2 separate regions of the Homo sapiens genome follow, and region 1 is linked to region 2. The links are chromatin contacts, found by Hi-C in ENCODE. All regions are on one chromosome and are shown on one strand. The core of a region is the stretch at or near the end of the contact, and the rest is flanking DNA. Distances in the headings are between cores, read along the strand shown. Region 1 holds the start of PAXX (PAXX non-homologous end joining factor). Region 2 holds the start of QSOX2 (quiescin sulfhydryl oxidase 2).

Region 1 (3,857 bases), core at 1,332-3,831, 750 kb before region 2:
CCGCCGCTTCCTGGACGGCGACAGGCTCACGCTGGCCGACTGCAGCCTCCTGCCCAAGCTGCACATCGTCGACGTGAGCACGGAAGGTGGGCGGGCGGGAGGGTGACCGCGGCGCGCCTGGGGGACGGCAGGTCCTGACCGCGCCCCGCGATCCTGCCCGCAGACGGTGTGCGCGCACTTCCGCCAGGCGCCCATCCCCGCGGAGCTGCGCGGCGTACGCCGCTACCTGGACAGCGCGATGCAGGAGAAAGAGTTCAAATACACGTGTCCGCACAGCGCCGAGATCCTGGCGGCCTACCGGCCCGCCGTGCACCCCCGCTAGCGCCCCACCCCGCGTCTGTCGCCCAATAAAGGCATCTTTGTCGGGAGTGAGGGTGTCCTGACATCTGAAGGGCCAGAGGTCTCGGGATCACTTCCCATCCCCAAACCCCAGGGTGGGACGCTCAGCCCGATAGCCCAGAACCACAGGGGCAGGAGCGCCGGGGGTCGGGCCGGTCCCATCCTCCACGCTAAGAAGGCGCAGACTCCAGGCCTCCTGCAACCGGTGGCCTCAGGGATCTCCAGGACCGGACTGGGCTCCCAAACCAGTCAGGCCGGGGTGGGGCGGGGTGCCCCAGGTGGATGGGGGCTGGCACATTCCTCAATCCTGTCCCGGGGCAGGCGCTCCCCTCCCCGCAGGGCACTTCCAGTGTCTCAGGGTCTACACGGGACTTCTGTCTGCATCCTCCCACGGGGCTCCGTGCCCTACCTGGGTGCGGCCTGGGAGGGTGGGAACAAAGTTCTAAGCCTTGGGGAGCCCTGGCCCTGCCTGGCTGGGCCCCTCTCAGCTCCTGGGCTGGCAGGGCTGGAATAGCTGGACGGTCTGAGAGTGCTCACCTCCCTCCGGCCCAGCAAGGAAGTCTCCAGGGAGCTGAGAGGCTGCAGCATCTGTTCACATCCTGTGGCCCTACACCCAGAACACAGGCCCAGGGGTGTTCCCTGATCCCTTCCCAGGCCAGTGCCAGGAGTCAGAGCCCCACCAGAGCCTCCAACCAAGGGAGCTGTTTATTTGACAGGGAAGGAATTTGAGGAGCCGTGTTAGTCCTGGCCCAGGACAGGCAGGTGGAGGTGGTGGCGGGGGGTCTCTGATGGGGGCCTCAAAGACTGCCTCTCCCCTCATAGGCGGACTCCCCGCGGGGCCACGCTTGTGCTGCACCTTCAGGTCTCATCGAAGTCCACGCCACCAGCTGGTTTCTTACTGGGAGGGAAGAGGGGTGTCACTATGGCACTATGGTGTGGAGAAAGGGGTGGGGTCCAGGATTGGACCCTGGGCGCAGGAAGGGGGCTGTGGGAGGGTACCTCTTGAACCCGGGGTTGATGAGCGACTCTCCTGGACACCGCCTCCTGACTCCAGGTCCAGGGCCACCTCTCTGGGGATCTGGGTCTGGGGGAAAACAGGACAGGGGCAGCTCCTGAACCTGGCAGCATCCCAACCACAACCTTCTCCGAATAGATAGGCATTCTCTCTGGAGCGTGAGTCTTGTTTGGGGGGAAACTGAGTTCCAGGTTAAAGAGCACAGCCCTACTTGAGTCACAGGCGGACATGCCTTACCTGGTAAGAAGAGCTGAGGCCCTGCAGGCCGGGGGCTCTTCCTCGGGCTGACAGCTGTCTCTTCTGCAGCTGGGGAGGAAAGCCCATGGGAACCCCACTCAGTGCCAGGAGTGGGGGCAAGAGCAGGGGACCCCAGTGAAGGTATGAGGTGCCCACCCCCAATCCTACCTGCCAGTCGCCGCTCCAGGCTCCACACGCGTTTTGCCAGGCCCAGTGTCAGCGCCCGCAGCCTGGGGGCTGCCTCTGGGCCTGGTACCTTGGAGAGGTCAAAGGCCAGTGCCGAGGGCCCCCCTGAAAGCGTCAGGGATGCTCTGTCCTCCTGCAGAGTCAGAGCCACAGCTTGCTGCTCACAGGCTGCCCTGGGAGAGGAGAGGTGCGGAGAGCTGTGGCAGACCCTCCTCCTCCCCACCCGTCCTTCCTCCCTGCTTGGGTCTCACCTGAACCGGGGGGTGATGTCCTCAGCCGCACTCAGGCCAAAACGGGCTTTCTAGAGAGCACAGGGGCTTGTCACGAGCTGCCTGGAACCCGAGGCCCACTGGGGGCACCCGAAACCTGCCCGACCCCAGAGCCCTAGCCAATGGGAGGACTACAGCTACAGGGCGGGCAGAGGGTGTCAGAGCCTTCTGGGGAATCCCAGATGTCTGTCGCCCCATAGACGATCTGCACTGCAAGGAGGGGTGTGGCGGCTCCCAGACCCGCCCAGTTACCCACGAGGGCCGCCAGGCTGTCCGGCGTGAAGCAGGTGCTCCAAAGCTCCGCGGCGTCGGTCACGCTGGGGGAGAAGGCCTGTCAGGCGGGGCCGCCCGCGGAGCTCCCTGCACCCCTACCTCCCCGCGGACCCCCACTCACTAGAGGTTGAAGCCGCCGCGGTCCCCCTCCCCGCTTTCCTCCCCTTCGCAGTAGCACACGAAGCGGGGCGGCTCGGGGCCCGGCGGCAGCGTGCAGAGCGGCGGCGACAGCGGATCCATGGCGCCGGGCGAGCGGGAACCCGGCGGGGCGGGGCTTGGGCGCCGGGAGGGGCGGGGCTGTGCGGGCTCAGGGCTCCTGCGCGGAAGAACGACTTCCGGAGCCGGGTGCAGGCCAGTCGCGGGCTTAGGGAGCTTGCGCGGGGCGGAGTCTGGTTGGGGGCGGGGTCTGTGTGTGGAGGCGGGGTTAGGGGCGGGGTTATGAGGGTGGGGGGATTCGGGGCGGGGCTAAAGGCACAGGCCGGGCCGCGCGGACCCGGTACCCGCGCGGGCTTCAGGCGACTAGAGGCCGAGTTTAGTGCGCGGGGCGGGCCGGAGCAGGGCGTCCTGGGTCAGGGATCCAGAGGCCCTGCCCCCAGCGCTGGCCTCGCCGGTCGTGGGCTCCACGGCGCGATCCCGGGCTCTGGCCCTCGCGCCCGCGAGCAGCCCCACTCGAACCTCGCCCCCTCCCGCCCCCGCCCCGGCTCCAAGTCCAGCCGAGTCCAGGTTCCCTCCGTGGCTCTGCGGATACATCCTGGAGCCCCGCCCTTCCATCGTCTTCACACACAAACCGGAAGCTTCCTAACTCTAATCGTAAGAAGTTACGGTTGGTCCGGCAAGGTGACTCACGCCTGTAATCCCAGCACTTTGGGAGGCCGAGGCGGGCAGATTGCCTGAGGTCAGGAGTTCGAGACCAGTCTGGCCAACATGGTGAAACCCCGTCTCTACTAAAAATACAAAAAAATTAGCCAGGTGTGGTGGCGCACGCCTGTGAGGCAGGGGAATTGCTTGAACCAGGGAGGTGGAGGTTGCAGTGAGCCGAGATCGCGCCACTGCATTCCAGCCTGGGCAACAGAGCGAGACTCTGTCTCAAACAAACAAAAAAAGAAGTCACAGTACAGAGCGATCTCCAGGGAAGAAGGCTTCTGCGCTCTCTGTCCCGCGCATGGTATTCCTCCAGCTCCTCCTACGTGCCTGTTGTCCTAGGCCTGGATATCGATCAACAGACAAGGTCTCTGACTCCCTGGAGCTTCTAGGATCCAATAGGAGAGACACCACACTCTCAGGCAGGGCCAAGCGCCAGGAGAAACTGCAGCGGGTGCTATGAGGGCAGGAGGAAGAGGATGGCTCCCACCAGGGACAGGGAGATCCCAGGCGGAGGCCTGGCCACATAAATAATGGTTCTGTTCAAGGCTCGGCAAGAAGGCCAGGTTGGCAGCATGGTGCTGTGGGGAGGGCCAGTGGGTCTGTAAGCTACGCTTCCATATCGGAGTGCTCCCACAGCAAGCCTGCCTCACCTCCTCCTGCTTCCCAGTTCACTC
Region 2 (3,660 bases), core at 778-3,277:
GTTCCCCTGCCACCTCGCTGCTGCTCCTTCTGGAGGCCTGGGGCTCAGTGTGTGGCCCTCCCCTCTGTCCCACAGCCTCCCCGGGGGACCTCAAGCAGCCTCAAGCGCTGAGCTCCAGACTCGACTCCCACTTCTAAACCCTGACCTGACACCTCCCTTAGAGGTTGAAAAGGCTGCTCAGATGTAACAGGTCCAAAGCAAACTCATGGCATCCTCCCCAGCATAGCTCTCCCATCTCGCCGCTGCAGGATTTAGTCTCAGCCGTAAGCAACCCCATTCCTCTGGTTGCTTTGGCCCAAACTCTGCGAATGTGACACCCTCTGCCTCCACCCAGACTCAGCCGACCCCTCCACCAGCACTGCCTCTCACCCCTCCCCGGAGTCCCTCCAGCTTGTGGAAGGAGGCGGCGGCCCCTCCCAGGTCCCCTGCTTCCCCTCCTGCCCCTCCTACTCTGCAACTAGAAGGGCAGAGCTGCATCCTTGCACCGATCCTTCCGTGGCCACCCCCCCATTCAGCATCAAAGTCTGAGTCTGCGGCCCAGGTTGTGAGGCCCCCTGGGTCTCGCTCGGGCTCTCAGCTTTTCTTCCCTCCCACGCTTCCCCCAGCTTGCTCCGCTCCCACCAGGTCCGGCTCCTTGCTGTTCCTCCAGCGTGCTCAGCACCCTTCTGCCCCAGGGCCTTTGCATGTGTGCCTCCTCCCTCACCTCCTTCTCCATTCGGGTCACCTTCTCAAAGACCTCCCCACCCTCCTCTGTACGGCAGCCCTGCTGGCACCTGCTTCCGTGTCCGGCTTCATTGCTTTTCATAGCACGCGGTGGCTGCTTTACGCGTTGGTTTGTTTGGGGTCTGCCCAAATGCAGGCCAGGGACACTGGGGGCTCGGTTTTGTTCTTGATTTGTCTCCAGGGCTTGGCACAGAGCAGAAGCCAGGAAACGTGGGTGATGGAAGGAAACATGAACAGGGAGACGCAGGACGTGAGGAAAAGGGAGCAGACGCCTTGGCCAGGGGCCCTCTGGGGAGAATCCTCTCATCTGGGGTTAACCATTGTTAGCAGCAAAACCTTTTAAACAAAATCTTACACAGAACCCCACAATACAGTTATCTATTTATTTTGAGACAAGGTCTCGCTCTGTCATCCAGGCTGGAGTGCAGTGGCAGAGTCACGGCTCACTGCAGCCTCAAGCTCCCAGGCTCAAGCCATCCTCCACCTTAGCCCCTCAAGTAGCTGGGACTACAGGTGTGCACCACCATGCCCGGCTTTTTTCTTTTTTTTAAGAGATGGGCTCTCGCTATGTTGCCCAGGCTCGCCCACTCCCTTGTTTTGTTTTGGTCACACAGTTCAGAGAAAATCTTGACATGTGTAAAAATTAGGAATAGGAACAAAAAAAAAAATCAGGTATCCTGTTCAATGAAGCAAAAAAGTCATATGATTTCATTTCCAAACCGTGAAGCTGCATTCGACTGGAACATCCTAAAAGGTAGCACACAACACATCTGACTTTGAGTGGATGTTTTGCTGCATTTTCTAAGCGTTCCAATATCATATTAAAAAGTCGAGGCTGGCTTGCAGACCCTCTGAAGCCCCAGGTGGGGTTGCCAAGTAAAAGAACCCCGGAATAGTTTTTTACGTCTAAGAATGTCTTGTTAAATTTGTATTTCAGGCATGGCACAGACCTAGGCTGAAAAACCGACTCACTGTTTGTCTGAAATTCACGTTGAACCTGGCGTCGTGCACTTCCATTTGCTAAATGTGGCCACCTGGCCCTGTTCAGGGAAGGGGTTTGGGGAACGCGCGGCGGGGTGGGGCGGGGCCTGGGCGGAGCCTGCCGCGCCTGGGCGGGGAGATGGCGTCATCAGACTCTTGGGGGCGGGGCTGCCACGCATGGGCGGGGGCGGGGGCGGGGAGAGAGGGCGGGGTCAGACGTGAGGGGGCGGGGCGGAACAGAACTGGGCGCGCGGGGGCGGGGCCGGGCGCGCCGGCGCACGTGACGGTGGTTGCCAGGGTGAAAGTTCAGCGCGCCGGCGGCACTTCCAACATGGCGGCGGCCGGGGCGGCGGTGGCGCGCAGCCCGGGAATCGGAGCGGGACCTGCGCTGAGAGCCCGGCGCTCGCCCCCGCCGCGGGCCGCACGGCTGCCGCGGCTGCTAGTGCTGCTAGCGGCGGCGGCGGTGGGGCCGGGCGCGGGCGGTGCGGCGCGGCTGTACCGCGCGGGCGAGGACGCCGTGTGGGTGCTGGACAGCGGCAGCGTGCGCGGGGCCACCGCCAACAGCTCGGCCGCGTGGCTCGTGCAGTTCTACTCGTCGTGGTGTGGCCACTGCATCGGCTACGCGCCCACTTGGCGGGCCCTGGCTGGGGATGTGCGAGGTGAGGCGCGCCCCCGCGCGGGGACCCCCCGACCCCCGGGACCGCGGCCTTCCGGGACCCCTTGCGACCGCCCCAGAAGGCGGGTCCCGGGGCCCCTCCCCCGTATTTCTTTCCTTACCGCAGAGCCAGTCCCTGCCCCACAGAGGCACCCGACTCGGACCAACCCTGGCCTTTCCAGGGGCGGGAGACTAAGCCAGCTGCTCCCCATGTCTCTCCCAGTTAATCCCCGTTAGATCCTGACGAGTTGGGCTGTCTGAAGTCAAAATGAAACCATTCTCCCGCAGCCCTCACCGCACGCTTGGGGATAGGGAAGCCCTCCCGTATCCCAGCTCTCAAAATACCTATGTTTTGAGCCCCAAGAACTTCATTGACCTTCCAGGCCTCCTACCCTACCTGTTTCCTAGCGTCCACACACCCCATCCCCAGTGCCCAGAATTCCTGTTCTCTGAGGATCCCTCATTCCTATTCCACACTCGTAGCCACCCCATTCCCTTTGAACCTTCATCATTAACTTTCTGGTTCGGATCGCTGGCCATATAGTGGGTGCTCAAAGTGAACCCACAACTTAGAAGTCCAAATACTCTGGAGACTTCTCTATAATACCCCAAAACAACCTATAAAGCAATTTTTTTAACTCTACAAAGAATTTCATTGGTGGGCTCCTTGATCACAGATGCACAGCCTTTGAGAAATCTTTCACCAAACTGCTGGTAGTGTTCCGCACTTTATTGTTTAGTGCTTTCATCTGGTCGCACGTTGTTAACCAGTCACGAAGTTACTCGCCTGCTCTACAGGTTAGAGTTGGCGTGGGAGGGGGCATTCACAACACCCTTCCCTTAAAATGGTATTTAAATCACTGAAGTAGGAGGTCCTCCCGACCCAGTGAGGTTTGGCAGGACTTCCTGTGTTGTGCTAACCTCAAATTACATGTTTCAGTGGGCAAGATCTGTAACAAATTGCTACTCTTTCTTCCTGCACCTTTGTTTTTATGCCTTACACCCAATCCTGCTGTATTTTTCTCATCGCAAACAGATTTGTAAAGAAACTTTTTTTCAAGTCTAAGTAGGGCTTTTGTATGTTACTGTAAATGGTTATCTTTAAAATGCATTCTCCTCTTAGAGAGCTGGGGCCTTTTGATTCTAATGGATTCCTCCTCTTTGATCTCATGTTTTCTTATGTCCCTGTTGACCTGACTCAGAACTGAGGTCAGAGACTGGAAGAGATGGACAGAAAAACTGTTCAGTGGGGTTTTTAGACACTGCTTTTAGGAAAACAAACAAGTAATTCAATCACGTAG

What was found. Hi-C counts contacts between places; a loop is a spot of excess contacts on that map. Pooled maps may share reads with other maps.
Region 1: a loop to region 2 is called in a pooled map, with 11 times the contacts of the local background. The contact joins the promoter of PAXX here to the promoter of QSOX2 in region 2. A Hi-C loop is called at or near these places in 6 of 50 pooled maps.

Annotation. Positions count from the first base shown.
Region 1 is chr9:136,991,146-136,995,002 of GRCh38, reverse strand. PAXX (PAXX non-homologous end joining factor) reads right to left here and starts at 2,581. Exons shown (of 7, transcript NM_183241.3): 1 at 2,441-2,581; 2 at 2,303-2,363; 3 at 2,029-2,078; 4 at 1,760-1,950; 5 at 1,592-1,660; 6 at 1,339-1,423; 7 at 1,027-1,237. The coding sequence starts at 2,559. The coding sequence ends at 1,198. CLIC3 (chloride intracellular channel 3) reads left to right here. Exons shown (of 6, transcript NM_004669.3): 5 at 1-73; 6 at 164-395. The coding sequence ends at 322. RefSeq lists an enhancer at 1,846-2,388 and silencers at 2,346-2,725, 2,736-3,025.
Region 2 is chr9:136,244,179-136,247,838 of GRCh38, reverse strand. It overlaps QSOX2 (quiescin sulfhydryl oxidase 2), which reads left to right and starts at 2,027. Exons shown (of 12, transcript NM_181701.4): 1 at 2,027-2,363. The coding sequence starts at 2,036. RefSeq lists silencers at 1,790-2,059, 2,090-2,499.